Linked DNA regions of Homo sapiens: region 1 is linked to region 2. A link is a loop called in an ENCODE intact Hi-C map of the cell type or tissue named here. Cell type or tissue: B cell. All regions are shown on one strand. Each heading gives the region's core, and the rest is flanking DNA. Links, peaks and the distances in the headings are about the cores only.

Region 1 (15,590 bases), core at 6,578-10,577, 50 kb before region 2:
TCAAAGAGTCCCCAACCTTCGGGAATCGGGCCTTCCCTACACCTGGGTCAGGTGGGGGGCTTGGGGTTGCAGAGGCTATAGCCTCCATGGGGGTCTTCATCTGCATGGGCTTCTGGCTCCCGTCTGCTTTGGGTTTTCTCTGGCAGGGGGCTCCTGAAAGCTGCACCTCACTGGGGCCAGCTGCTTTGGAGCCCCTCATTTTCTGAGCCTTTGGAGTTCTGCCATGCTCCGGGATTTCACCTGCAGAGAAAACAGGGTGGGTCTGGGATCACCAGCCTTCATTCACCTCAGTGGAACCTCAGAGTTCTGTCAATTTTTACATTTATTACTACCACAAATAATTCTTACTCAGAGAAAAAATTATACAGCTGGCCAGGCGCAGTGACTCACGCCTGTAATCCCAGCACTTTGGGAGGCCGAGGTGGGCGGATCATGAGGTCAGGAGTTCGAGACCAGTCTGGCCAACATGGTGAAACCCCGTTTCTACTAAAAATACAAAAATTAGCCGGGTGTGTTGGCTCATGCCTGTAATCCCAGCTACTCGGGAGGCTGAGGCAGGAGAATCGTTTGAACCCAGGAGGCGGAGGTTGCAGTGAGCTGAGATCCTACCACTGCATGATCTAGCCTGAGTGACAGAGAAAGACTCCATCTCAGAAAAAAATAAATAAATAAAAAATAAATTATACAGCCAAACCAAGACAAAGGATTAAATTTGCTCTGAAGCTTATCATCTAGAGATAACCACTGTTAATATTTTGAAGCATATTTTTCCAAGGCTTTTAAATGCAAATATTTTAAATATTTTGTTAAAAAATAAAATGGAAAATGTAAGACATATTGTTAATCTGCATTTTCACTTAGGAATATGTTATTATCATTCTATGTCAAGAAATACATGTGCACCAACATTTTATTTTATTTTTTGAGACAGAGTCTCACTCTGTTGCCTAGGCTGGAGTGCAGTGGCACGATCTTGGCTCACTGCAACCTCCGCCTCCTGTTCAAGTGAGTCTCATACCTCAGCCTCCCAAGTAGCTGGAATTACAGGCTCATGCCACCACACCCAGCTAATTTTTGTATTTTTTGTAGAGACGGGATTTCACCAGGCTGGTCTCAAACTCCTGACCTCAAGTGGTCCGCCCACCTCAGCCTTCCAAAGTGCTGGGATTACAGGTGTGAGCCACCGCACCCTGCCTACACCAACTTTTTTTTTTTTTTTTTTGAGACAGAGTTTCACTCTGTCACCCAGGCTGGAGTGCAGTGGCACCATCTCGGCTCACTGCAACCCCTGCCTTTCAGGTTCAAACAATTCTCATGCCTCAATCTCCCAAGTAGCTGGGACTATAGGTGTGCACTACCGTACCCAGCTAATTTTTGTATTTTTAGTAGAAACGTGGTTTCGCCATGTTGGTCAGGCTGATCTCAAACTCCTGACCTCAGGTGATCCGCCCACCTCAGCCTCCCAAAGTGCTGGGATTACAGGCATGAGCCACCACGCCTGGCCCTGCAACAACATTTTAAATGACCTGCATGGTATTTTATGGTAGGGATGTATCATGATTTATTTCTTCATTGTTGAGTATTTAGGTTATTTCATATTCTTAACCGAAATAAACAATTCTGGAATAAACATCTTGTGCATGCACCTTTGAATAGATCACTTCCTTAGAATGAATTCCTTAGAAGGAGAACTGCTGGTGGGCCCTGGAAGGGATTCTACACATTGTTTTTTCCAAGCTTGTACCAAGATTTCAAAACCTTCTAGAATATGCTACAAAAGAGGTCATTCAACATGAGGTTAAATATGCCTAATGATAGGGAACTCAGCACTTAACAGTACCAATAGCTACCACTGGCAAAGCCTACAGTATTTCTGGAACAGTACTAGCCCCTTAAAATACATTTTCTTATTTCACTCTCTTAATGACTGCAAAGAAGGTATTCTGATTTTACAGGTGAGGCATGTGAGGCTTATAGAGACTAACTTTTCCACATTCTCTTGTACTGTGCCAAGAAGGAGACCCAGACTCAAACCCAGGCCAGCCTAACTCCAGAGCCCATTGTAGTCCCACCTGTGGCCTTAGTGCAGAATGGATCCAACTGCTAGGAAGCCCTTTTAGATATCGACCTACTGATCTCATTTTTCTTCCTTGTGGAAGAGGAAGAAAAATTGTCTTTAACTTTTACCAACTGATCTCATTTTTCTTCCTCATGGAGGAGGAAGCAATACTGTTCCATGTGCCTCTCTGCCACCCAGCCCCAAATCATCTCTGCATACAGAGAAGGTTGCACAATTTGTGCCAAGTCCTGAGGCTCTTTTTTTTCCTTCCTAATAGTTCACAGAGGCATCCTTTTCTCTCCATCATTACTGCTAACACCATCTGTGCAAGCCCTGGTCAGATCACATCTGGACTATTATGTTAGCCCCCTGTTTGTCACCTGGCCTCTAACCTGCCTTACACACAATATCACATACATCTTCTTTTTTTTTTTTTTTTTTTGAGATGGAGTTTCACTCTTGTCGCCCAGGCTAGAGTGAAATGGTGAGATCTCAGCTCACTGCAACTTCCCCATCCCTGGTTCAAGTGTTTCTCCTGCCTCAGTCTCCCGAGTAGCTGGGATTACAGGGACCCGCCATCTCGCCCAGCTAATTTTTGTATTTTTAATAGAGACAGCGTTTCACCACATTGGCCAGGCTGGTCTCAAACTTCTGGCCTCAGACAATCCGCCTGCCTTGGCCTCCCAAGGTGTTGGGATTACAGGTGTGAGCTACTGCGCCTGGCCTTTTTTTTTTTTTTTAAAATAGAGACAGAGTCTTACTTTTTTGTCTAGGCTGGTCTCAAACTCCTGGCCTCAAATGATCCTCCCGCCTTGGCCTCCCAAAGCACTAGGACTACAGGCATGAACCACCATACCCAGCCCTCATCTTTGAGATAAAGAGATAAGACTAAACCTGAGGTTTTCAGGTTTAAAAACAAACCAATCGATAGGTTGATTATAGATAACAGAACAATTCCTTGAAATACTGAAAGGTCAATGTTAAAAAACAAATAATCGGGTTACTCTGATTGGAGAGGATGGGAGCTGGAGACCTACCCATCAGCTTCTCAATCACCACCCACCCTTACTCTAAGGCAGGCAGTAAGGCAGCAGAATTCCTCAGAACATGGTTTTAAATCCTTGGACTACATGAACTCTCAGGGCTCCTTCTCACTGCTCATGACCTATCTATCTGAGCTCACCTCACTCCCAGCACCCCCATTCTCCAGTTCCTTCTCCTTCCAACAAACCCACCAACCCCAACCATCAGCCCTTTGATAAACTGCTACTTTCTTACCATGAAGGTGCCTGCCCCTTTCCTTCCATATGAGGCTCCTTGAGGAGAATCCAACAGCCAAGCAGTATCTGGAAGAGGAAATCTGGGATGACAACATCCCTCTAAATCCTGTTCTGAGCACAGCCACGATTTTGCAGGGATTATTATGTCCCCAACCTCTTCCTAGAATGTCTGGAAGCTGAGAGACAGAGGTGATAGCTCTCTGGGGCCTCAGCCTCTCCTGGGGATCTATCTGCTATCAAGTTCTGGGCTATAAATTCTTCAGGCCCTGCCCTCGATAAAGCCCTAAAACTGTTGATCTTTGTGAACAAAATTATAGATGCTTAGATTCAAAGAAGCTAGGAGTAAACACTTAGGATCGTAGGATTATATAATCTTAGTATGATGAACTCAGGGTGTTTTCTGTTTTTTGTTTCACTTGTTTGCTTGTTTTTTTTTTGTTTGTTTTTTAGCGACAGGGTCTCTCTCTGTCACCCAAGCTGGAGTGCAGTAGCACAATCATAGCTCACTGCAGCCTCGAACCTCTGGGCTCAAGTGATCTTCCTGCCTCAACCTCCTGAGTAGCTAGGACTACAGGTGCACACCACCATGCCTGGCTAGACTCAGGGTATTTAAAATTAAAATAATATTGCTATTATTTATTGAGTGTTTATGTACTAGGCTGTAGGCTAAGCATTTATATACACCGTTTAACTTTAAAACCACCCTGTAATTTTGAGGTTATTGTTATTCCCATTATATTCCTAAGTAAACTGAGTCTTAGAGACTCAGTCTCATTAAATCTTGCCAGTTAGTGGAGGAGCCAGAATTAGTTCCATCAGATTCCAGAGTTCCATGCTCTCCAAACCATGACATGAGTCCCAGACTGCTAGACTAAAAATGATCTTTCAGATCAGAGGGGACCATTAGGTCTGGAAAAGACCTGGAAGAGCACACAGTTCAACCTTGTCATTGCATAGATGAAGAAGCTGAGCTCAGAGAGGTGATTTGGCCAAAGCAGCACAGTGAGCAAAGGAGCTGAGCGGGGAACTCAGCCTCCTGACATCAAGGTTCCGGTGCTCATCACCCTTCCTTCTGCTCCTGCAGGGAAATGTGATTGCACCACTGCACTCCAGCCTGGAGTGCTCCCGGGAAATGAAGAGACAGGGGCCTCAGGACACTGCAGGGGAATAAAAAGATTTGCTGAGATGGAAGATGCCCATACCTGAAATGACCTAGATGAGCAGGCAACAGGCCAAGAAGCAGAGAACTCTGGGGTCCATGGCGGAGCAACCAGAAGCCAAGACGCAAATGTTGGTAGCAGGGAATGCAGGAGAGAGACTGTTGGGGCATGCTCAGGGAAGTGGCCAGGGACCCCTGTCCATGGGAGGGGAGGGGACCTAATTTCAAAAGCAAATCAAAGTGGTGAGTCCTGGCTTCTCATGACTCCAAACAAAATTCCTTTCTCTGGATTCCCCCTGCCAAGGCGAATGGAGCTATTTAGAGACCTGCTCAGGAAAAAACAGTCCTGCAGCCAGGAGGAGAGGGTCCCCAAGGGCAGACAGACAGGGCTGGACGGCAGCTGGAGGGGCCATTGAAGGTCACAGGAAGGTCATGGGGGTGCTGAAGGACAGGAAGATGAGAGGACAAAATAGGTGAGTGGGGCTAGGAAGGTGGTGAGGCTTAAACTGGCCTTAAAGCCGTGGGCCGAATCTGGCTGGTTGTCTGCTTTCGCATAGCCTGTGAGCTAAGAATGGTTTTAACATTTTTAAATAGTTGAAAAAAAATTAAAATTTGGTAACGTGAAAATTGTATGAAATTCAGGTTTCAATGTGTGTAAATAAAGTTTTATTGGAACACAGCCACACTCATTCCTGCACGTCCCATCTATGGCTGTTTTTGCACTACAACAGCAGAATGGAAGAGTTGGGGCGGAGACAGTGCGGCCCACCAAGTCTAAAATATTCATTGTCTACATTGTTACAGAAAGTGTTTGTTGGCACTTGCGCTGAAGTATGGTATTTCTAGAAAACAATCTCACTTAAATAATACAGAAATAAAATTCACTCTCAGAAAAATACAGATAAAGTTTAAGTTCCATTTGACCAACCCATCAGCCCCCTCCCAACACACATGGCCATCCCCACCTTTCCTCAGAGGTTAGCGCCTTGGTGTGTTTCCTTTCAGACCTTTCTCTGCATTTATGTACCTATATGTGTATCTATAGAAAAATACAGTATTTTCATGAGTTCTTTTTTCTGTAAATGGCTTTATATTATATATATGTTTTTTAAAATTTGCATTTTTTTACTCAATAATGTGCTTTAGTGCCCTATACAGACCTACCTTTGTTCCCCCCGATCACCTGCCTTTTTTTTTCTTTTTGAACAGGGTTTCACCATGCTACCCAGGCTGGAGTACAGTGGTGCAATCCCAGCTCACTGCAGCCCCAATCTCCTGGGTTCAAGCAATCCTCCCACTTCAGCTTCCTGAGTATTGGGACCATAAGTGCACACCACCAGACCTGGATTTTTTTTTTTTTTTTTTTTTTTTGGAGCAACTGAGTCTCACTATGTTGCCCAGGCTGTTGCCCATGCTGGTCTCAAGCTCCTGGTCTCAACCTTCATTATTTTTTAAATGCTGCATTGTACTCTAAGGTTGAGCTTTACCACAGTTTATCCATTCCTTTGCCAAAGGAAATTTAGATTGTTTCAGTTTTTTGCTACTGGAAACAACACTGCAAAATGCAAGAACTAGCATTTCAAGGCTCAAATAGCTACATTTTCCTTCAAGAAAATGAAAGAATGCTATTCAATCCAAACATGTCACCTGATGTATTTTCCCTCATGTGTGTTTGTGTCCTAAGTAACCACCACAGGGCAAACCTCTCCAAATGTAGCTGTAAGATTCTTGCTCTCCTGCAGAATTTTGTCTATGTCCTAACTATTGCTTGTAGCCAGTGGAAACCCTCCCAGGTTCTGGTTGAAACAGTATTCCCTCTATAAAATCAATGACCATTCTTGGAACTAGGGAGGTAGGGTAGAAAGCAGCAGAGAATGGGACGCTGGGGAGCTTGGGTTCTCGTTATCGCTTTGCTCCTTGCTGTGTGACCTTGCACAGCCTCTTCTCATTAGGCCCCAGTTTCCCGGCCTGTTCAAGGAGGGTGTCGGGCGCCTAGAGTTCTGGCCTTCCAGGGCTTTACCATTCTCTTTTCAGTGACCAAGTCCACTGAAAAGGAGGGGAAGGGCTTTGAGAGGTGATTGCTTAGCTTCCAGCCTCACAGGCTTATGAATCTCAAGGAAAGTGCTGGGAGCTTGGCAGGCCACCACCTTGAACCCAAGTTCTAGCTGATGGTTTCCCAGGGCAGAGATTCCACAAAAAGAGTATCCACGTGTCCCAGATAACGCTCATGCAGGACCCGCCCAAGGCCCCGTTGTGCCCTTGAGCCCAAGGTCCTGGGTCTAGACTGTGAACTGTTGTACGCTCTCAGAGCGCCCTGTTCCTCTCCGTCCCCCAGCACTTATCATGGTTTGTAATTTTATGGAATTTGTGTAATTGAGTCGTGAATGTCTGTCTCTGGGCTCGTAGGCTCTGAGCTCTCCAAAAGCTGGGACCAGGTCTGCTTTGCTCATGCTTTGTCCCCAGTACCTTAGCACAGCACCTGGCACTTTGTGGGCACTAGACAAATACATGCTGTGAATGAATAGCTGATACAGGCTGGTTTCAATAGCAGAGACATGGCTCAGCCTTCTCTTCTAATCCAAGGCATCCCAAAGAGGCCAATAACGGAGGGGTAGGAAACCAAGCGGGCAGGGCACACACGGTCCAGGCAACATTATGAAATTGGAAAGGTCACTCCCTTCTCAGGTGTCAACCTTGAGGTGGGGCAGGTGGTATGGAGTGTTTGAAATAGAAGACCTTGGGAATAAACACTCATGGAAACTTTGAATTGTAGAATTCATTCATTCATTTAATTTTCATTCATCTAATAGTTATTATCTACTTTACCAAGCAATGGGAACGTAAAGAAGACAAGCATTAACCAAAATCATATAAATAAAAATATAATTACCAATTAAGATCTGTATGATCATGGAAAAAAACAGAATTTTAGGACAGACGATGGGAAGGGATGCGTAAAGGAACATCGAGATGCCGAGCGCGGTGGCTCATGCCTGTAATCCTAACACTTTGGGAGGACGAGGCGGGCAGGTAGCTTGAGCTCAGGAGTTCAAGACCAGCCTGGGCAACATGGCAAAACCCCATCTCTACCAATAAATAAAGAAACAAAAATTAAATAAATAAATAAAAAGGACAGTGGAGGGCTGGGCACAGTGACTCACACCTATAATCCCAGCACTTTGTGAGGCAAGCAGATTATTTGAGCCCCTGAGGTCAAGACCATCCTGGGCAACATGGCAAAACCTCATCTCTACAAAAAATACAAAAATTAGTTGGGTGTGGTGGCATATGCCTATAGTCCCAGCTCCTCAGGAGGCTGAGGTAGGAGGATGGTTTGAGCCCAGGAGATGGAGGTTGATCATGCCACTGCTCTCCAGACTGGGCAACAGAATGAGACTCTGTCTCACAAAAAATGAAACAGAATAAAATAAAAATAAAAAACATTGGAGGATGAATTAAAAAGGAATTTTTGAGAAGTGCTGTTTAAGGCGAAATATGCAGTAAGAGCTAGTGAGGCAACCTCTTCCAGGCTTGGAAGAACTTTCATTCCAGGCAGAGGGAATAACTTGTGCAAATGGAAGCTTTCGGTAGAATTCTGAGTGAGTTATAGAATTCTGGAATTCCAGAAAGAGGGTCTCAGAGTCATAGAATCTTGAAACAGACCCTTCAACCGGGAAATGGACTCTTAGATGGTTAGAGACTCAGAATCATCATGTATGAACACAAAAAGAATCTTAAGACATAATTCATTCTCATTCCCCTCTCTGTACATATAGAAACAAACAAAACTCAAGAGCAAGGTAATAGAACCCAGCTAGAACTAGCTCTCACCTCTTATGATGAACAGGCCAGGACTTCATCCATTAAATTAATAGTAGTAGTAATGCTTATATTTATTCTCATTATTATGTGCTAGTTGCTACTAAATGATCTGTTGTCATATCAGTGCATTCCATAACAATCTTGCAAGGTGGATACTTTTATAATACTCATTATTATAACTAAGCTAACAGAAACTCAGACAAAAAAATAAATAAATGGTTCACAGTCACTGAGCTAGAATACGGTGGACCCCAGAAGCCCAGGGACTTTTTCGTTCATTTTCTTTTAAATGTAAAGGCTGTACTGGAAAGCACTGTACTACCCTGCTTTTTCTAATTCAGCTGTTTTCGGGCCTATGCTTCTCACAGGGGCCCCTGCCATCCTACAACTCGGCCTCCCATTGCTGAGACCTCATAGTAGAAAATAATCTGTTTCATGCCAAGTCGTTAGAATCTCCTTATTTTCTCTCGTATAAAAACAAACAATCCTCAACCGTTATAGAGGAATTCCAGACACTGAGAGAGGTCTTAAGGGGACTTTTTGTGGAGGAAGGGGGTGTTCCAGGTAGTCATTTGAACAGTATCCCTTGGGGCCCCTTCCTCTAGTGAGCTTGAAGTAAGACCTGTCTCTGGGAACATACACCCTCTTCTGATGGAAGCCAGGCAGAGCTGGAACTTGCCAGCAGGTGGCAATATTTGACCATTTCCAGCTTCCTCAGAGGGCAACTGGGAGATCTTGAACTTTCTTCTCCTATAATCAGAGAAACTACAGCCCTGACAAGGGACATGAGAAAATCTGGAATCTCAGTCCATTGTTCCAGCCCATATCACAGCATCATGCCGTCTCTTTTACAGACACCTGTAGACAGGCCACTCCACAGAGGAAGGGGCCTGGGAAGTGCCAAAAAGATGATGTCATCTTCACGTGTTTCCAACCCATGTATGCTTCCTTCCAGGGTTTGTTTCCACCTGGAAGCAAGGCTGCGTGACCCCGGCTTGCTTGCAATTCCACAGCTCCTGGATGTGTAGGTTGTTTCCCTTTTGCACTTGAAAAATACAGTGTTGCTGCTGGTGGGGGAAGGTAAACTAGTACAACCACTATGGAAAACAGTATGGAGATTCCTTAAAGAACTAAAAATAGAACTACCACTTGATCCAGCAATCCCACTATGGGTATCTACTTAGAGGAAAACAAGTCATTATATGTAAAAGACACTTGCACACACGTTTCTAGCAGCACAATTCGCAATTGCAAAAATATGGAACCAGTCTAAATGTCCATCGATCAACGAGTAAATAAAGAAAATGTGGGCCAGGAATGGTGGCTCACGCCTGTAATCCCAGCACTTTGGGAGGCCAAGGCAGGCGGATCACCTGAGGTCAGGAGTTCGAGACCAGCCTGGCCAACAGGTGAAACCCTGCCTCTAATTAAAAAATACAAAAATTAGCTGGGAGTGGTGGCAGGTGCCTGTTCCCAGCTACTCAGAGGCTGAGGCAAGAGAATCACTTGAACCCGGGAGGCGGAGGTTGCAGTGAGCCAAGATTGTGCCACCGCACTCCAGCCTGGGCAACACAGCAAGACTCCATCTCAAAGAAAAAAAAAAGAAAATGTGGTATATATACACCGTGGAATACTACTCAGCCATAAAAAGGAATGAAATAATGGCATTCACAACAACCTGCATTGGAGTTGGAGACCATTATTCTAAGTGAAGCAACTCAGGAATGGAAAACCAAATATCATATGTTCTCACTTACAAGTGGGAGCTAAGCTATGAGGACATGAATACATAATAATGATATGTAATGGACTTTGGGGACTCTGGGGTGAGTGGGGAGAGATAAAAGACTACACATTAGGTACAGTGTACACTGCTTGGGTGACAGGTGCACTAAAATCTCAGAAATTACCACTAAAGAACTTATCCATGTAATGAAAAACTACTTATTCCCCAAAAACCATTGAAATAAAAAACAATTTTAAAAATACAGTGTTGGACAGTGAAACCTCGTCTCTACCAAAAAATGAAAAAAATTAGCTGGACGTGGTGGTGCACACCTGTAGTCCCAGCTACTCCGTAGGCTGAAGCATCAGGATAGCTTGAGCCCAGGAGGTTGAGGCCGAAGTGAGCTGAGATTGTGCTACTGCTCCAGCCTGGGGGACAGAATGAGACCCTGTCTCAAAAAAAAAAAAAGAATGAAAAAAAAAAAGTTGGGCATGGTGGCTCACATTATACCAATGCTGGTGTAATCCCAGCATTTTGGGAGGCTGAGGCAGGAGGATGGCTTGAGCATAGGAGACCAGCCTAGGCAAGATGGTGACACGCCATCTCTACAAAAAATACAAAAATTAGCTGGGCAGGTGGCATACACCTGTAGTCTCAGCTACTTGGGAGGCTGAGGTGAGGGGATCACCTGATCCTGGGGAGGTCAAGGCTGCAGTTGAGCCATGATCACACCACTGCAGTCCAGCCTGAGTGACAGAGTGAGACCCTGTCTCCAACAACAACAATAAAACAGTGTTGGGCCTACAGCTTCCTCTGTATTTTAGATTATTTTCTTAGGATTGATTCCTGTAAGTGATGATTAGCTCAAAGAGAATGAGCAGTATATTAGTGTTTACTCCTACTTGCTGCTGTAGCTCAGGAATTAAGGCCCTGGGCTCTGCAGTCAAGGGAATCTGGCTTTCAATCCTGCCTCAGTCACGTGGGCTGAATTTGGGCAAAGATCAAAAATTTCAGTTACTTTTATTGCAAATTAAGAATACAAATAGCCCTGACATTTGTACACTACAGCCCATTCTGTCTCCAAACATTGCTGCAGGAATTCTCCCTTCTCTCTCCTCCATCAATTTTTTTACCTTCTATATGATAACTCCCACCAGCATACAAATATGCTGTTATGTCTTCAATCTTTAAAAAAATCAAACAAAAGCCCTTCTCTTGACACCAATTCCCTTGCCAGACACTGCCTCATTCCCTTGCTGGCCTTCGCAGCAAAACTCCCAGAATAAGTAGTTTAGGCTTTTTATCTTACACCGTTCCCATCAGGCCTTTACCCCCAACATTCTGCAATTCACAGCAAGAGATAAGTTGGCTTTCACATTGCTAAACCCAATGATAGATTTGTAGACCTTGTCCTACTTTACCTAAAAGCAGCATTTGACACACCTGATCACTCCCTTATTTTTCACTTTGCTGCCACATTCTCCTGGGGTAGTTTCCTCCCATCTTACTACAATCTCCTTCCCAGTCACCTTTGCTGAATTCTTTTCTTCTCCCCAACTCTTTTATTTTATTTTTTGAGAGTCTCACTCTGTCTCTCAGGCTGGAGTGCAATGGTGCCATCTCACTGCAATCTCCACCTCCTGGGAGTGATTCTCCTGCCTCAGCCTCCCAAGTAGCTGGGATTACAGCATGCACCACCACGTCCAGCTAACTTTTTGTATTTTTAGTAGAGATGGGGTTTAACTATGTTGGTCAGGCTGGTCTTGAACTCCTGGCCTCAAGTGATCCACCCACCTCAGCCTCCCAAAGTGCTGGAATTACAGGCATGAGCCACCGGGTCCGGCCTCTCCCCAAATGGTAACATAAGAGTGTCTCAGACTCGGTCCTTAGCATCGTGGGTGATCAGCAACTATTTGGGGCTGGCGGTACAGGCAGTAAGAAGAATTTACCAAGGCAGTTGTAGGTAAAGAAAGGCAGATTTATTAGAGAAAGTATGAAAATACATTGCTGCCAGACGTGGTGGCTCATGCCTATAATCCCAGCACTTTGGGAAGCCGAGGTGGATCACGAGGTCAGGAGTTTGAGACCAGCCTGATCAACATGGTGAAAACCCATCTCTACTAAAAATACAAATATTAGCCAGGTGTGGTGGCACGCACCTGTAATCCCAGCTACTCAGGAGCCTAAGGCAGAAGAATCGCTTGAACCCGGGAGGCGGAGGTTGTGGTGAGTCGAGATAGTGCCACTGCACTACAGTCTGGGCGACAGAGTGAGACTTCATCTCAAAAGAAAAACAGAAAAGAAAAGAAAATACGTTGCAAGGGTGCAACGGGCAAGTTAGCAAAACAGAAGCTAACTGCAAGAAAACAAAATCTGGCTAAGGATTTTATAGGATGGTGCTTGTGCTGTGTGCTGAAGAGGGCTTTGTGCAGTACTGATAACATCAAGGGTGCAGGGAGCTTGCGTGCATTTTTCTATCAGGTGAGGGTCTGGCAATAGCTGGGCGCAGATAAGATTGTGAGTTATTCGCACAGGAGGGCTATGCATCCTGGGCCATGAAGAAAGGCAGACTTATAGCTTATCTGCTTTCTCTTTTTGCTTTCCCTTGGTCCTGCCAGCCTGACTCCTTTTGCCGAACTAGGACTCCATATTTAGTTCTCTTCTCCCTTAAGGATCTCATCTCTTGAACTCCAGACTTGACTAGCCAACTGCGTACTTGACATCTCCTGTTGGGTGTCTAATAGAAATGTTCAACAAACTGGTCAAAAACTGAACTCCTGATCTTTTCCCCACTTCTAATTCCCAAAATTGCTTTCCCTGCAGTCTTGCTCATTTCAGTTGATGGTAACTCCATCCTTCCAGTGGCTCAGGCCAGGATCCCTGAAGCCATTCTTGACTCTTTCTCATCTCCCACCTGATCCTTCGGAAATCATGTTCAACCTTCAAATACATCCCATCTCCAACCACTTCCCCCACCTGCATTTATACCAGCCTGTCTCTTGCCTGGATTACTGCAAAATCTCCTAGCAGATCCCCTTCTTCTACTCTTCCCCCAACAGTATTCAGTATTTCCAACACAGGAGACTTCAGTGACCCTTTAAAAAATATGTCTTGGCCAGGTGCGGTGGCTCACACCTGTAATCCCAGCACTTTGGGAGGCCAAGGCAGGTGGATCACCTGAGGTCAGGAGTTCAAGACCAACCTGGCCAACATGATGAATCCCCGTCTCTACTAAAAAAATACAAAAATTAACTGGGCATGGTAGCAGGTGCCTGTAATCCCAGCTATTTGGGAGGCTGAGGCGGAAAGAATTGCTTGAACCCACGAGGTGAAGGTTGCAGTGAGCCGACATGGCACCACTGCACTCCAGCCTGGGCAACAGAACGAGCCTCTGTCTCAAACAAACACAAAAGTCTTATCCAGAATATAAAAAGAACTCATATAACTTAACAACAAAAAAGACAAAAAATCCAATTTAAAAATGAGCAAAAAGCATGATTAGATATTTTTCCAAAGAAGATGTACAAATAGTGGCCAATGAGCACACAAAAAAGATACTCCACATCATTAGTCAGAAGGGAAATGCAAATCAAAAACACAATTATAGATGCCATTTCATAATGACTAGAGCACAAGTTTTTTGTACTTTTGTTTTTTTGAGACAAGTTCTCACTCTGTCGCCCAGGCTGGAGTGCAGTGGTGCAATCACGGCTCACTGCAGCCTCTACCTTCCAGCTTCAAGGGATCATCCCACCTCAGCCTCTCCAGTAGCTGGGATTGCAGGCATGTGCCACTACCCCTGGTTAATTTTTTGTAGAGATGCGGTTTCGTCATGTTGTCCAGGCTGGTCTCAAACTCGTGGGCTCAAGCAATTCACCCACCTCGGCCCTCCCAAAGTACTGGCATTACAGGCATGAGCCACTGTGCCTGGCCGGGTACAAATTTTTAAAAAATAAAATACAAGTGTTGGCAAGGACATGGAGAAATTAAAAGCCTCATACATGACATGGCTGATGGGAATATAAAATGTTGCAGCCACTCTGAAAAAATGTTTGGCAGTTCCTCAAAAACTTAAATGTAGAATTACTATATGACCCAGCAGTTTCATTCCTAGGTAAATACACAACGACAATTGAAAACAGGTACTCAAATAAGTATTTGTATGCAAATGTTCATTAGCAGCACTATTCACAATCAGCAAAAGGGGGAAACAATGCACTATCCATCAACAGATGGATGGATAAACAAATTATAGTGTACTTATACAACGGAAAATTATTCAGCCATTAAAAGGAATGGAGTGCTGGACCGGACACGGTGGCGCATGCCTGTAATCCCAGCACTTTGGGAGGCAAAGGCGGGTGGATCACCTGAGGTCAGGAGTTCGAGACCAGCCTAACTAACATGGTAAAACCCCATCTCTACTAAATACAAAAATAAATTAGCCACACGTGGTGGTGCATGCCTGTAATCCCAGCTGCTCGGAAGGCTGAGGCAGGAGAATTCCTTGAATCTGAGAGGTGGAGGTTGCAGTGAGCCGAGATCACGCCATTGCACTCCAGCCTTGGCAACAAGAGCAAAACTCCAACTGAAACTAAAAAAAAAAAGGAATGGAGTGCTGATACATGCTACAGTGTGGATGAACTTCAAAAACATGCCACATGAGGCCAGGCACGGTGGCTCACGCCTGTAATCCCAGCACTTTGGGAGGCCGAGGCAGGTGGATCACCTGAGGTCGGGAGTTCAAGACCAACCTGACCAACATGGAAAAACCCCGTCTCTACTAAAAATACAGAATTAGCTGGGTGTGGTGGCGCATGCCTGTAATCCCAACTACTCGGGAGGCTGAGGCAGGAGAATTGCTTGAACCCAGGAGGCAGAAGTTGTGGTGAGCAGAGATCACGCCACTGCACTCCAGCCTGGGCGACAAGAGTGAAAAAACAACAACAAAAACAAACAAACAAAATGCCACATGAAAGAAGTCAGACAAGAAGGGTTGCATCTCATGTGATTCCATGTATATGAAATATCCAGAATAGGCACATCCGCAGAAGCAGAAAGCAAATTGGTGGTTGCCAGAGACGAGGGGTAAGGGAAAGTTAGGAGTGACTGCTCAGTGGGTATACTGTTTTATTTTTCCGTGAAGAGAATATTTTGGAACTAGATAGAGGTGGTGGATACACAACATTGTGTCTGTACAAAATGCCACTGAATTGTTGACTTTAAAATGGTTAATTTTATGTTGTGTGGATTTCATCTACCCAAAAATAATACCCTTTCTTTGCTCAATATCCTGCAATGGATCCCCAGTTGACTCAGAGTAAAAGACAGCGTGCCTTCAAGGGCCCCGGAGGTCCCACCTGATTGGGTCCCTCTTATCTCTCCTCTCCCTCCCACTCACTCCATTCCAGCCACACTGGCCCCCCTGCTGATCCTCGGAGGCGCCAGGTGGCCTCCTGCTAGGAGCATTTGCTCCAGCAGTTTCCTCTGCCTGGAACACTTTCCGCAGGTATCTGTCCAATTCTTCTAACTTCCTCATCTTCT
Region 2 (15,590 bases), core at 6,677-10,676:
TCTGCTTCTCACAGCTGAAGGGAACTGTGCGCCCAGCCAATGACTTCAACCCTGACGCAGATGCCAAAGCGCTGCGGAAAGCCATGAAGGGACTCGGTATGGGGGATGGGAAGGGAGCAGGGTTGGTCTCCAGGGCAGCAGGTGTGGTGGGTTTGGCCGTGGGCTGGCAGGGGATGGAGTGAGGTTTCAAATTAGAGTCTGCAGGATGAGGAAGGCTTGATCTCAAGTTTCCACCCTCCTAGCTCCCAGAGTATAGAGAGGAGGGGCAGGAGAGGGTTCATAAGGAACTTGGCAGAAGCCCTTTCCAGGGACCAAGGTGTCCCCCAGCCTCCTGGAAGCAGTATCCTGGCACTGAAGAAAGTACCAGGTCACAAAATTGGCATGGTGCCCTGGCTCTGCTGCTGACTCACCGTGTGACTCTGGGTGAGCCTCTCCGCCACTCTGGGTCTGAATTTCCCTATGTGTAAAATCAGGGCTGTGGACCCTGGAACCCAAGAGCCCTCCCTCATTCTGTGGTGGGAGTGTGCCCTGCTGGGCAGGTCTTTCAGACCTATATTTGGCACCAGTGGGAAGAGTACTGCACCCACAGGTTCAGATCAGCTGGGCCTGTGCTCAGAAAGTCCAGCCTGGGACAGGCCATCTAGGGTTTGGCTTTCTTTGCCTTTCTGCCCCATCTGTCTGACAGCAACTCCCAGGAGGCTTTAGGTTAAGTCCATCACCCTCCTGAGCCTCCTTTCCATGTGTCTCATGGGAATGATGATACCTGCCAAGCTCGCCTGGGACTGTAGGATGCTAGAGGTAAAAATGCCATGAAAGACCCCTGTGCTGGGTCTGTGGTTGATGGCATTAATCTGAGAAGCAGGAAGTGATATTCTAATGCCTTCCAGAGTCAACCTGCTGTGGTTAGAGGGACTCAGGGTCCAGCTTCCAGAGAGCTGAAGAGAAAGGACATAGAGTTGCTAACAGGACTTGGACTGTCAGGGTTGGAAGGATCCCTTGGTGACTACTCCAGCCTCTTCATGTTACAGATGTGGAAACCAAGTCCCATCAAGGGAAGGGGACTTGCCCAGGGTGGGCAGCCATTGCCAGAGCCAGAACTAGAACTCAGAGGCACTGACTCCCAACCCAGTGCTCTCTACCTCCCAGCTGTCCTTTTTCCTCAGCGTGTCAAAAGGAAAGGGAGGGAGGAGTCCAGCAGAAATCAGTGGCCTGAGCCATAGGCAAGCGGACTGCAGGGACTCAGGAGCACATGGCCGCTTAGCCAGGCTTCTACCCTGACAAAGATCGATGAGGGGCCATCAGTGGGCGGTGCATGGGGAAAGCCGAGAGCCACAGGCCTTCTTCTGAGGCATGTGGCTTTGGTGACTCAGGGACTGACGAAGACACAATCATCGATATCATCACGCACCGCAGCAATGTCCAGCGGCAGCAGATCCGGCAGACCTTCAAGTCTCACTTTGGCCGGGTAAGGACCTCCTCCTGGGCTCTCTGTGCAACATGCATGCACCTTGCCTGATTGAGCTCAGCCTGTCCCCATCGGTTCTGCACAGTTGGGCACCAGGGTCTTCATGGCAGAGGGACCCTGTGTGGTCATATGATCTCAGAGTGTCTCCAGCACTGGGTTTGGGCAGACATATCTTTCCATGCCCCCAGTTCCTTGTGATGGGCAACACTTGTGTGAGTTGCTCAGTGGACTCAGAGGCACAGCATGGGGCCAAGATCAGGGCTATGAGTTGTTTTCAGTGTGCTTTGGGCATCTTGCAATTCCTCTGCACAGACAGAGCTGGCTTCAAGGCCCCAACTGAGTGTCAGGGATTATTGCACATTGGTGGCATCTGGCTTAGGTTGATGCATTTCCCCCTGAGTGGAAACAGTGTCCTTCAGCTCTGCTGCCTTCCCGTTCCTGTCTCCTGTGTCAAGGAGAGTGGGTCTTCCTCCTGGTTGTTTTTTCCCTACCCTCTTTGGCTTCATCTAAATAATAAGTACAACATCAGCAAAGACAGACACAAGCTTCCATGATCCCTCATGTGGAACCCCTGTTTTCTCTTTCCATCTCTCCCATCCTGAGTCATGTGTGGGCAAGTGCTGATGTTGGCATGACTGTGGCTCTGCCCTTTGCAGGACTTAATGACTGACCTGAAGTCTGAGATCTCTGGAGACCTGGCAAGGCTGATTCTGGGGCTCATGATGCCACCGGCCCATTACGATGCCAAGCAGTTGAAGAAGGCCATGGAGGTACAGTGTGGCACCAGGGGGTCTAGTGTCTGCGGGTGCCAATAGGGATACAGGTGATCCTCATAAGCCCAGGTGGATTAGCTGTAACTTCTTGGTAGAACTCCTCCCATACTCAGTTCAAACTGGCATAAACACAAAAGGAGATGTTGGCTCCTATAACTGAAAACTACAGGACTAGCTCTGAGTCCAGAGACTCAAATGATGTTCTGTGGACCCTTGGCTCACCCCTGTCTTGGCTCTGCTGTCCTCCCTTCTGGCTTCACTCTCAGGCAGCCTTTCTCCTCATGGTGGCATATGTCCATCCCGCCAGCTAGCGGCTCCAGCAGAAAGAGTTCCTTCTTCCTAGGAGCTCCAACAACAGGCTTGGCATTTACTCCAAGTTGATTCAGCTTAAGTCACATGCCCACTGGTGTCAGAAGGGTCTCATGGAGCCGCTGGAGGAAGTGGGGTGGGTCTCGAACGAAAGCACCAGCAGTTGGAGTCTGTACTCCAGCCTAGACCTGCCACTCACTCACAGTGTGACTGGGCCATTCCTTACACTTCCCAATCCTCTGTGCCTTCATCTGGGAAATGGAAATGGTCACCTCTGCCCTTCAAACTAGGACAGGTCAATCAAGGTCACAGGTATGAAGGGCATTGTTAACTCCGAAGACCTGACCCTACATTAAACAAGAAAGCATTATGTCCTGGCCCAGAAGTTGCTAGAACTGCTTTGCTTCCCAAGGTACCAATTGTACTAATGGCTACTGTTTATAAAGAGCATATGGTAACTCTCCCAGGTTAGGTACATTAGTTCAATTAGTTGCCTCCTCAAGCCACAAGGCAGGGCTCTTATTTTGTCCCCATTTTACAGATGAGGAAACTGAGACTTGGAGGTTAAGTTGCTTGGTCATGGTCATAGAGCTATGAAGTAGCAAAGCTGAGGTTCAGACCAGTCTTTCTGACTCTAGAGCCTGTCTTGACAACCGCATAAAACCAGTAGTGCTTTTGGCCCCTTGCGCATTAAGAGGAGGGCAGCAATGGGGAGCTAGAGGACTTTATAAAAACATTGCCTAGGCTAAGCAGATTGAGATGATTGTTTCTTAAAATACCTAAGCCAAAAAGCAAACGATCTAAAGACACAGGGTTCAGAAATAGAAGAGATCGATGAGGTAACCCAACTGAATCCTTTCCATTTTCAAAGTTTCCAAGTGGGAAACAGAGAGGCTCAGAGAGTCAGTGAGTTAGGGGGAGACGAGGGCTAGACCCAGTCTCAGGACTTTCTTGATTGCCTCACCACACACCTGCTTCTAACAAAGAAATGATTGAAGATCTCAATCAGGATGAATCTCCTAGGATCTGAGAAGGCAGGACCATTAGAGCACTAGGCAGTAACCTCTTTGAGGACAGAGAACATGTCTTGCCTCTTGCCTTTCTCTTTTTTTTTTTGAGACGGAGTCTCGCTCTTTCGCCCAGGCTGGAGTGCAGTGGTGTGATCTCGGTTCACTGCAACCTCCACCTCCCAGGTTCAAGCGATTCTCCTGCCTCAGCCTCCTGAGTAGCTGGGATTACAGGCGCACGCCACCACGACCAGCTAATTTTTTTGTCTTTCTAGTAGAGAAGGGGTTTCACCATGTTTGCCAGCGTGGTCTTGAACTCCTGACCTCAAGTGATCTGCCCTCTTCAGCTTCCTAAAGTGCTGGGATTACAGGTGTGAGCCACCACGCCCGGACTTTTTTTTTTTTTTTTTTGTAGTTGTAGCCCCAGCACCTTGCACAGTGGCTAGCACATAATAGGTGTCTTAACAAGTACCTGAATGAGTGAATTAGTCATTGACTCATTCAGTCAATCAATCAGTCAATCTTGCCTGCCTCCTCTCCTCCCTGATAGTTTCCCTGCTTCCCTGTGTGCAGATCTTTGCATGACAGGTCCCCAGCCTGCCTTAGTCCAGGGCATGTAACGCCTCAGTTCATAAATCACTCCTCAAATCCAAGAGTAAACAAATGTAAGCCAGCCATGATGGCTCACGTCTGTATTCCTAAAACTTTGGGCTTGAGTCCAGGAGTTCCAGACCAGCCTGGACAATATGGTGAAGCCCTGTCTCTACAAAAAATACAAAAATTAGCCAAGCATGGTGGCATGCTTCTGTGGCCCCAGCTACTTGGGAGGCTGAAGTAGGAGAATCACCTGAGTCTGGGAGGCGGAGGTTGCAGTGAGCCGTAATCATGCCACTGCACTCCAGCCTGGGCGACAGAGCAAGACTCTGTCTCAAAAGAAAAAAAATTTAGCATTTTATCTTAAGCACAAAACTTTTTTTCTTCTAACAAAATAATACATGTTCACTGTGGAGACTTGAAGAAATAGAGTAAAAAAGAAGAAAATAGCAATCATCTGTGATCCTTCACTCACACAGAGACCAAACTGCTAGTTAACACTGTGAGGCATGTGCGTGTCCTTCTGTTCTCTTCCAATACTTACAAGTAGAAATTTCTATTCAGATGTTCATGTGTATATGTGGTGTTATACACACACGCCTATATACCTTTTCTGTTTGGGGGGCTGGAAGGCAAAGCAGTTCACATGGGAGGTTCTGGGGATCTTGAGAGGCTGGCATAGTCAGCCTTGGTTGTGCCAAGGTCTTGGGCCTGAGGGCCATGTCTGGAGGTGAGGAGAAAATCCAGGAATGCTTGGCCTGAGCTTTAGCCGTCCGGGCCCCATGGACCTCTGCACAGGAGGTCAGAACTATGGCTGAGATCATCTTTGCCTTGACATTCCAGGGAGCCGGCACAGATGAAAAGGCTCTTATTGAAATCCTGGCCACTCGGACCAATGCTGAAATCCGGGCCATCAATGAGGCCTATAAGGAGGGTGAGTTTGGGAGGCCTGGGCCCAGATGCTGGGAGAACAGCCAGGCCCCCCAACTTCCAACCCCAGCCCACAGCTCTGCCCAGGACTCTGGCCTGTCTCCTTTCCCTCAGTCCTTGAGGATTTGATAAGCCTCTTGGGTGTGCCCATCCCTGTGTCTGGGGAAAAGACAGGTGTCCTGGTAGGACAAAGGCCTGGAGGTAGAAAAGGGCTTGGCTGGAAGTGGGAACAGAGAACATTCTGGCCTGCTGGAGAGAGGGAGGGCGACTCTAGGGGTGTGTAGTCCATGCAGTTCTACAGGGCCCCACAGCCAGAAGGGCCCCACACTTGGTTGCAAGCTATGCTGTCACTGTCCAGAAATTCTTCATTTTTAAGCGAGTGGCCCCATATTTTCATTCTGAAGAATCTTGAGTACCAGTCAAAAATGTTTAAATCGGCTAGGTGCAGTGGCTCACACCTGTAATCCCAGCACTTTGGGAGTCTCAGGCAGGCGGATTGCTTGAGCCCAGGACTTCGAGACCAGCCTGGGCGACATGGCAAAACCCCGTCTCTACAAAAAATATAAAAATTGGCTGGGTGCGGTGGTTCACCCCTGTAATCCCAGCACTTTGGGAGGCCGAGATGGTGGATCCCTTGAGGTCAGAAGTTCAAGACCAACTTGGCTAACATGGTGAGACCCCGTCTCTACTAAAAATGCAAAAATTAGCCAGGCGTGGTGGCATGCGCCTGTAGCCCCAGCTACTTAGGAGGCTGAGGCAGGAGGATCACTTGAACCTGGGAAGCAGAGGTTGCAGTGAGCCGATATCACGCCACTGCACTCCAACCTGGGAGACAGAATGAGACTCCATCTCAAAAAAAACAAAAAACAAAAAAATTAGCTAAGTGTGGTGGCATGTGCCTATAGTCCCAGCTACTCAGGAGACTGAGGTGGGAGGATCACCTGAGCCCAGGGAGGTCGAGGCTGTAGTGAGCCTTGATCATGCCAACTGCACTCCAGCCTGGGTGACAGAGTGAGACCCTGTCTTGAAAAAAAAAAAAAAAGTTTACATTTTTTATCTTATAAGCAGCTTTAAAATGGCAGAATTTTTGAGTACAGGAGTGACATAGTCAGAGCTCTGCTTTTGGGTTTAGCAACTGCCATGCAGGAGGGAAGGTAGAAGAGAGAATGACAACAGGGAGGTGACTTAAGAGGCTGTTAAATATTAAAGGCGAGATGCAATGGGACCTCAACTGGGACAGAGCTGAGGGGATGGAGGGGAGATGATGGGTTGATGGGAATGCCCATTGTCTTACAAAATCAGCAGGAGGATGGCTGGATGCCCCCATGAGCCAGTTACAAACCCTTTCATCCCCACCTCCCCCTGCCAATACTGCCCTGGCTCAAGCCTGAGTTTCCTGGACCTCCCTCCCCGCAACCAAATCCTTCTTGGCCAGCAGCTACCCACACCCCCTTTCTCTGCCTCAGACTATCACAAGTCCCTGGAGGATGCTCTGAGCTCAGACACATCTGGCCACTTCAGGAGGATCCTCATTTCTCTGGCCACGGTGAGTGAATTCATGGGCCCCAGGTCGGCTTGCCCATCGGGAGGCCTGGGAGGAAGGGAAGGTTTACTGAGTGGAGGGCACAGGGGAGTTAGAAGTGCACTCCTGATGGAGAGGGGGTGTCTCCCCACTTGCCTCCTTAGAGTTCCACCGCCTACCCCTGTTGTTCCCTTGTCAAAGTTGGCGTGGTACCACCTTCTCCAGACAGTCCTCCCTGGTGGCCCTTGTCCTGGCTTGTTGGGCCCCCAGCTCACAGGACAAAGCCATATGGGTGACCCTCTCCTGTGTTGTTACCTGGGAGCTTCTGTCACCATCTCTTGAATTCCCATAACCAAAATGGCAGACCCTCATTGACAGTTACCGAGAGCTTGCTGTGTGTCAGGCATTGGTGCTAAGTGTCTTGCACACATTCTCAGTTAATGACCACAACAGCCTACCTTATAGAGGCAGGATTTTCGTCCCTGTGTAGCTGATGAGGAAGAGCATTCAGAGAGGTGAAAATGAGCAGGGTGTGTGGTGGTACAGAGATGGAGATGGGTCGATGTTTGGGGACTGAACTTTCTTGCTGCTCCTGCTGCAGGGGCATCGTGAGGAGGGAGGAGAAAACCTGGACCAGGCACGGGAAGATGCCCAGGTAAGACCCCCAGCCCACCCCAGTCACCTCTGCCGGGTGTCCCTGAGATGTAGGTCCAGCTTATGCGTGTCTACGCCGGGCCCTGTCTGTGAGTGAAGGCTCCTGGCAGGGGCGTGGTTGGTTTGATTGGTTGATACTTAGACTGTAGAAATGAGGTTTAGAAGTGTGGTGCTGGTATTACTGGCATTTCCTAGGTGAATAGCAGGACCCTCAGAGCTGGCAGGGACCTGCAGATCACCCAGGTCAAAGCCCTCATGTTACAGTGGGAAAATGGAGGTCCAGAAAGGGCAAATGACTTCTGAAAGTCACACAGCAAATCAGTGGCCCCAGTAGAATTGACCCCTAGAGAGCTGGTCTGGGAACTTGCTGAGAAGAGGGCCTGAGTGCTAAAGGCCTCGGTTTATTATCTGTAAAATGGGACCGAGATTGGAGGGAGTGTCCTGGGACGAGCCTAGAAAGTAAGTTCCTCAAGGGCTGGAATCTTCATTTTGTTCACTGATATATCCAAAGTAACACATGATCAGTGCTCAATAAATATTTGTTGAATGAATAGCAGGGAAAAGGGTTCTCTAGGAGTCTCTTGGCTGCTCTGCCTCAGCCCTGCTCCTTAGCCTAGTGAGCTTGAGGTCTGGAAATGGCTTCTTCTGGAGGTTGGACAACCCCAAATTCATTTTCCCTGAGGGTTCTATGGCTGGGCAGTCCCTACTGAGGCCAGTGCATTGTCCCCCACTGACCTGCACCTTGATCCCAGCACCCAGTAGCCTGACCCAGGTCCATGTCTCCATCTCTTCTGACTGCCTCATTTTCCCGCCCCCAAAAGCTGTGTCCAGGGATGTGGGGCACAGACACCACAGACTTTTATAGACATCCAGCCCCCTTCTTTTATAGTTGGTGAGTTGAAAAGAGCACTGATGGATTGAGAGTCAGGGAACCAACTTTTCTGTTCCCAGGTCCCATAACAGAAGTGTGGTTTGCTACAACAGCATCTGAGCTAGAAAAATCTTTAGCTGGAACCTGACAGTTACAGAATTGTAATTATAATTTTTAGAATGCATACTATATATTGAGAACGATGCCAAGATTATTCTATACGTTTTTATGTTCTCCCTTTTTACTAGAAGAAAATGAAGCTCCTTAACCTCTTCAATGAAAGAATTTCTAAGTGGTGGTGGTTTTATTTGAACTCAGGCTTGCCTGATGCCAGAGTCTATGCTTAATTCCATTTACAGTAATATCTTCCAAGACCCAGTAGAGTTAAGGTCCCCTGCAGCTTCCACATCAAATAGCTGTTGTTGTCCAGTTGTCCAACCCTTGCTTTGGAATATGGTTGTCAAAAGCTGCAGGGTTACATTTAAATGTATGGCATTTCAGCTACATTGTGGGCACATGGATGGGGGTTAGGCTGAGAACCCAGCCAGACACTAGGGTGGCTTGCTGAGGCCACATTTCATTCACTCATTCAACAGACGTTTATTAAGTATTACTGTGAACAGCCTCGTGTGCTGCTGAGAGTTTTTTAAAAATCTCAGCTCTCACCCCAAATCCATCCTCCAACCCTGAATTGATCTTCCAGGGAATGCTTCTGCCTGGTGCCTGGTTTGCCAATGAGGCTGTGCTTCCAATTGCCGCTAGCAGGGGGCAGTGGTGGGCCTTGCTGACAGCTGCTTCGCAAAAGGAGAGAAGTGGAGAGAGAGAACCCGGGTGGAAATAGCTAAGGGACCCTTGAGCGAGATCCCTGCCCAACTCGGCTGCTTCTCCAGATTTAGGATGCTAGACCCAAGCTCATTTTCTTATAACTAGCAGTACATTCTTTTATAGAAACTAGAAAATAAGGAGAAGCCAAAAAAGACTCCATAACCTAATAGTAATAAGCATTGTCAGTATTGTGGCATACATTATTCTAGTTGCTTCTCTATGTATATATAAAAGTGGATTCTTTATTTCTGACAGTTAAAAATTAATACTATGTGAATATTGTTGCATTTTTAAATCAACGATATCATTTAATGGCTATATACTGTTCCATATCTGAATCTACCATGTTATTTAACCAGCCTTCTTCCTAGTAGCAAACTCTTTTATCACATTCATGAATTATTCATTAGAATGAATTTCCAGAGATGAAATGGAAATGTGGGAGCAAAATGTATATAAAAATTAAGGGCATTTGATAGGGCCGAGTCAAGCTCCCCCTTAGATAACGCACATGAGTACTTGGCAGTTTGTATTTGCCTGTTTTACACTGCCTCCCTGGCGGTCTCTCACTCTGGATGTCTAGAACACCCTCAAGCTCTTAGAAGTCTGGGACTGTTATTAACCAGTTGAACATATGTCCAATTTCCAACTGTGGCCCCACAGTGATTGTTAATTGCTTCCCCTTTCACTCTGTTGTCCAATTAGAGCAATAAATTATAAATAATTATTATAGACCTACCATGAAATGAAGGATTGTGGTCATTTTTAGATAATCAATACTCAGACTTTTTTTTTTTTTTTTTTTTTTTTTTTTTTTTAAGACGGAGTCTCGCTCTGTTGCCCAGGCTGGAGTGCGGTGGCGCAATCTTGGCTCACTGCAACGTCTGCCTCCTGGGTTCAAGCAATTCTCCTGCCTCAGACTCCCAAGTAGCTGGGATTACAAGCTCCCAACACCATGCCCAGCTAATTTTTTTGTATTTTTAGTAGAGACAGGATTTCATCATGTTGGCCAGGCTGGTTATGAACTCCTGACCTCAAGTGATCCGCCCGCCTCAGCCTCCCAAAGTGCTAGGATTACAGGCGTGAGCCACCATGCCTGGCCCAGGCTTTTAAAAATATAACAGCTTTCTTGAAATAGAATTCATTTACCCCACTATTGACCCATTTAAAGTGTACAATTTGGTGGTTTTTAGTATCTTCACAGACTTAATGCAACCATCACCACAATCAATTTTAGAACATTTTTTCACCCCCAAAAGAAACTCCATACACATTAGCTGTGACTCCTCATATCCTACTAACCCCCCAGCCCTAAGCAACCACTAATCTACTTTCTGTCTCTCCAGATGTGCCTCTTCCAAACACCTCATGTCAATACAGTGATATTAATACGTGGCCTTTTGGACTGGCTTCTTCACTTAAGAAAACACTAACCTAAACACTATGTTAAACACTTAACAGTGTTTTCACGGGTCATCCGTGTTGTAGCATGTTGGTACTCCCTTTTCATTGCCAAATAATAGTCTATTATCCATTCATCAGCTGATGGACATTTGGGTTATTTCCACCTTTTGGCTATTATGACTAATGCTGCTCTAAACATTTGTGTACAAGTTTTTGTGTGCACATATGTTTTCATTTCTCTTAGATAGAATTGCTGGGTCATATGAGAACTCTAAGTTTAACCATTTGAGGAACTGTCCAGATTAATTTTTGCATGAAGTAGCTAGGCTAATAAGAACAAGCTTTTGTGGTGAATATTAATTTAGTGTCCCACCACTTTTTTTTTACATTACAGATATTATTATCTTAAAGATGCTTTGAAAAACCGAGTATGTCTAGGGTACTCTGACCCGCGTAAGTGAGAACAATTGGGACTTTGGATTCTTTTCTGTTAAATTTTTTAAACATGTCCCTCTCTCTCTCTTTTTAAAAATGATACCGTTTTATTTAGCATAAGTTTTTACAAATTTTTGATAAAATACATATCAACTTTACCATATTAATCATTTTATATATTTATTTATTTTGAGATGGAGTTTTCCTCTTGTTGCCCAGGCTGGAGTGCAGTGTTGCAATTTGGCTCACTACAACCTCCACCTCCCGGATTCAAGTGATTCTCCTGCCTCACCCTCCTGAGTAGCTGGGATTACAGGCACCTGCCACCACACCCGGCTAATTTTTTGTATTTTTAGTAGAGACAGGGTTTCACCATGTTGGCCAGACTGGTCTCAAACTCCTGACCTCAGGTGATCAACCTGCCTCAGCCTCCCAAAGTGCTGAGATTACAGGCGTGAGCCATCATGCCTGGCCAATCATTTTAAAGTATACAGTTCAGTGGCATTAAGTACATTCACATTGTTGGGCAGCTGTCACCACCAGCCACCTCCAAAACTGTTTTCGTCATGCAAAACCAAAACTCTGGACCCACTCAACAGTCACTCCCCATTCTCCCTTCCCCCAGCCCCTGGCAACCACCATTCTTTCTATGTCTGTGAATTTGACTGGGGACTTCATGTAAGTGAAATTATACAGTATTTATGCTTTTATGACTGGCTTTCTTTACCTAGTATGATGTCCTCAGGGTTCAACTAGGTTTTTGTTTTGTGATGTTTGAGATAGGGTTGAGACCCAGGTTGGAGTGCAGTGGCACAATCTTGGCTCACTGCAACCTCCACCTTCTAGGCCCAAGCAATCCTCCCACCTCAGCCCCCCAAGTAGCTGGGAATAACGGCGTGCGCCACCATGCTCAGCTAATTTTTTGGTAGAGTAGGGTTTCTCCACGTTATCCCGGCTGGTCTCAAACTCATAGGCTCAAGTGATCCTCCCACCTTGGCTTCCCAATGTCCTGGGATTACAGGTGTGAGCTACTGTGCCTGGCATAGGTTGTTTTTAATACAGAAAAATATTTTAAAAACCAGAAGCAGCCCATAATCCTAGTAGCCTTGATAACTCTTATTTAACATTTAAATTTAAAATGAAATAATATCTTTGCATCTTTAAGAAATTTTCAGGAAGAATAAAAAAAATGCGAAAGCTTTCCCTCATAGTCCCTCTCCTCAAAGGTGTCTCGACAGTTTCTTAAGTACTTCCCAGGAAGTATGAGAAAGTGAGTGTCTATTTTTTTTTGAATCTAGATAAAAGAAACACTATATTACACAAAAATATGCTATACTTTACTTCTTTACTTAATTTAAATGGAAACTCTCCTTATCAGCATTGTAGATAATCTTATCCTTTGTAAAAACTGCATGGATTGTTTCCATTGATTGGATAAGTCATAGCCTGTTTAACAAGTCAATCTCAGGATGGTTTACAGTTTTTCTCTAGTATGAAAAATGCTGACCAGGTGCAGTGCCTATAATCCCAGCACTTTGGGAGGCTGAGGCGGGTGGATTACCTAAGGTCAGGAGTTCGAGACCAGCCTGGCCACCATGGCAATACCCCATCTCTACTAAAAATACAAAAAAAAAAAAATTAACTGGGCTGGTGGCATGCACATGTAATCCCAGCTACTCAGGAGGCTGAGGCAGGAGAATCGCTTGAACCTGGGAGGTGGAGGTTGCAGTGAGCTGAGATCGCACCACTGCACTCTTTGGGAGGCCAAGGCAGGAGGATTGCTTGAGGCTAGACTGGACAACAAAGTGAGACCCCTTCTCTACAAAAAATAAAAAAATTAGCTGGATGTGGTGGCACACACCTGTAGTCCCAGCTACTCAGGAGGCTGAGGCAGGAGAATCGCTTGAGCCCAGGAGGTCAAGGTTGCAGTGAGCCGAGATTGTGCCAATGTACTCCAGCCTGGGCAACAGAGCAAGACCCTGTCTCCAAAAATTAAAAAGAATGCTGCAGTGAACAGTCTTGTATTCTATCGTGGAAGGCTTTTGCCAGTATACCTGTAGGGCAAATTCCTAGCAATATAATTGCTTGATCAAATGGCATATGCCTTTTAACTTTTAACGGACATTGCCAATTATGCAATGAAAAGAAGAGGAAGGTTTCCAGAGTATAGGCTATTGTGAAGTTTATAAAGAGTTCAGTCTATCCAATAGAATAAAGTCAGCAGAGTTTCTGGGGGAACGGCGAAAGCAATACGCAGCCTAGGTACATGAGCCTGGGTATTTTGTTCCCAGGCTCTCCAAGTCACAGCTATTTGCCTAACAAAATAGTGTCCTAACCACAGAATTTTGTGCTCTGCATAGTGCAGTGATTAAAAGTAACCCTTGTAAAATGACTTTCCCATCACTGTTTGCTGTGTGCCTCCAGGCAGGTCAGCTCCCCTTAAGGCCTCAGCTGGCCAGTCTTTCCTGTCTGTAACATGAAGGCTAAAATTACATGTCTCTTGCCTTGGAACTCTGAATATGCTAAAGGGTGCAGAGAACTTTGCACTGCTCACATTTACATCTCAGTGGTTCTGTAAGGAAGTGGCAGGGATTATTTCCACTTTCAGACAAAGAAACAGGCCTGGAATCTCCTCTGGGTTTTGGGGTGCGAAGGGCAGAGTTCCCCATTTCTGTGTCTTTCTCTTACCCTTCAAGTGAACACGTTTTTAGTTATTGCCAGGCCTATCCGCATTCTGAGCTCCAGCCCAAAAGGTCATAGGAAGGTATTTTTATCTTGTCCCTACCCCCCTTCCTTTCGCATCCCGGGTTCTCTCAGGTCTCTTGGGACCTCTCCCACTCCCAGCCAGGCCCCTCACCCTGCACCCCAGGGCCCCAGCACCAGCCTCCCCAACCTCCTCTGACTCTTGCCTCCCTTCTCTCCCTCCTCTCTCCCCTCCCTGCTCTCAGGTGGCTGCTGAGATCTTGGTGAGTGTCCTGTTCTTCATTTGGGTTTTAACGGCCTCTGAGTAAAGTCCGCCTTTACTGGGCCGAGCGGGGCAGTATCGAGCAGTGATTTGGGAGCTTGCTGTGCGGCTTCTCTCTCTCCCCTTCCGGGCCCTGCTTGGTAAAAGATAGGCCAGGCAAGTGTTTCCCAAACTTCAGCTAATCATCTCTGGCACGATTTGTGCTGTGTAACCACCAGCTATTAATACTGATCTTTAAATCGACTCACTCTTAAACCCAAAATGAGTTAAGGGGAATTTACTATCAGTATAAATAGAACTAGTAGCTAGCTAGAAGACAATCATGGAAACACTAATGTGCAGTGTGATCGGGTGTGTTTGCCCTTGACCCCGCTTGGGGAAACACTGGCCAGGCCATCTTCTCTGCATATGACCCCATACACCCTTCCCAGAGGGGCTTGCAGAAAGGTTGAGGGATGGAAGGGGAACTCCCAGTTGCTATGCTCAGAGTCTATGTGGGTCCTCCTAGGAGCCCCAGCCCCACGGTCCTGAGGCTAGGATGGAAGTACCCAGTGCTAAGGCCATCTTTGTCAGTTCACAGGGTCCTTGTGAACTGGAGAGGGGAGTATAGAAGCCATTGTGCTTGAGGAAGGAAGAGGGGACCAGTCTCGGCCCCCTTGGATGGCTGGGTGAGCCCAGCTTCTGACTGCCCTCAGCCCAGGCAAAGACATGAAAGTGAATAATAACCAAGGCTTTCTCATGTCTCCCCTCCCAAATCCTTGCTCCAACTGGGGCTCTGCAGGAAATAGCAGACACACCTAGTGGAGACAAAACTTCCTTGGAGACACGTTTCATGACGATCCTGTGTACCCGGAGCTATCCGCACCTCCGGAGAGGTGAGGCCTGACCTCCTCCCTTCCCAGCTCAGCAGGAAGATCCCAGAATCTGATGAGAGCCTCTCAGCTCTCTGTGGCAAGAGGAGCCCGTTGCCCACCCACCTCCTCCTTAACCCAGCAGTAGCGTGTCATGGGTGACGGCGACTCTGGAGCCCTGGGTTCTAGTCCTGGCTCTACCACTTATACCTCACCTTCTTTCTCCTCCTTAGGGAAGCAGGTGGGATGCCCGGGATTAGGTATAGCAACTGGATTTCACCTCAAAGGCCAACTCTGATTGGTAGTAGCTGCCTAGAGTGCTGTGTTAAGGATTCTGGGGTCCCGCGTCATGATTCACTGGCGATGCCTGCCAGGAGCAAGGCAGCGAGAGGTGGTGGTGGCACAAGACCCACATAGACATCTTTGAACCACAGGCTGCCGCATGCTCAGGGCACACCTGTATGCAGTGGCCCTGGCACTCGGTAATCATGAAGTGTCCTGCACTGAGACATTTACATTTTAATGTCTGGCACTACATTAAATGTCTACATTTAATGTCTGGCACTTCTCAGTATTTAAGGTGCTTTAACATAGTGGCTAAAAGAATGGACTTGGGCACTGGACGGCCTTGATTTGAATCCCCCACTTAACAGCCATGTGACCTCAGGCAAGTCACCGAATCTCTGCGCCTGAGCTCCCTTACGTAGGAATCAGGGTTTTAGCTCTACCCGAGATGATTGTTGTGAAGATACAAAAAACATAACACACATAAAGCACTGGCGCAATGCCTGACTCAGTGAGTGTTTCCTGAGTGTTATCATTGTGTCTTCATCCCAAGCGGACACAGGAGGAAGAGGAGGCCCAGGAAGGAGAGGGATCACCCAAGGTCCCTCAGTGAGCTGGGGCAGAACCATGACTAGGACCCGTGCTCCTTTTACTACCCCAGCCTGGGTTCCCAGAACTTGGCCGAGGTTCTAAGACCATT

The links. Hi-C counts contacts between places; a loop is a spot of excess contacts. Peaks named below come from ENCODE experiments on the same cell type or tissue, not always from the same donor. Only the 100,000 strongest peaks of a DNase experiment are listed, where the experiment ranks them.
Region 1: it touches region 2 in a loop (8-fold over the local background); 105 of 110 quality-filtered maps call a loop at or near these places.

What each region holds. Positions count from the first base shown.
Region 1 is chr5:151,158,393-151,173,982 of GRCh38, reverse strand. LOC107986463 (a long non-coding RNA gene) reads left to right here. Exons shown (of 3, transcript XR_001742936.2): 2 at 3,790-3,944; 3 at 4,424-5,398. It also overlaps the pseudogene PDGFRL2P. Among named protein-coding and RNA genes, the nearest start is that of ANXA6, 8.4 kb to the right of the region's middle. RefSeq lists enhancers at 9,204-9,313, 15,187-15,590 and a silencer at 15,332-15,391. In B cell, for the core only: CTCF peaks have their summits at 8,786 and 8,985 (motif pointing right); a DNase peak (open chromatin) is centred at 9,002.
Region 2 is chr5:151,108,792-151,124,381 of GRCh38, reverse strand. ANXA6 (annexin A6) reads left to right here. Exons shown (of 26, transcript NM_001155.5): 15 at 15-96; 16 at 1,371-1,465; 17 at 2,122-2,235; 18 at 4,992-5,082; 19 at 6,545-6,624; 20 at 7,202-7,255; 21 at 13,738-13,755; 22 at 14,536-14,629. Among named protein-coding and RNA genes, the nearest start is that of TNIP1, 36 kb to the right of the region's middle. RefSeq lists an enhancer at 37-537. In B cell, for the core only: CTCF peaks have their summits at 8,675 and 8,886; a DNase peak (open chromatin) is centred at 8,911; H3K27ac peaks cover 2,627 bases.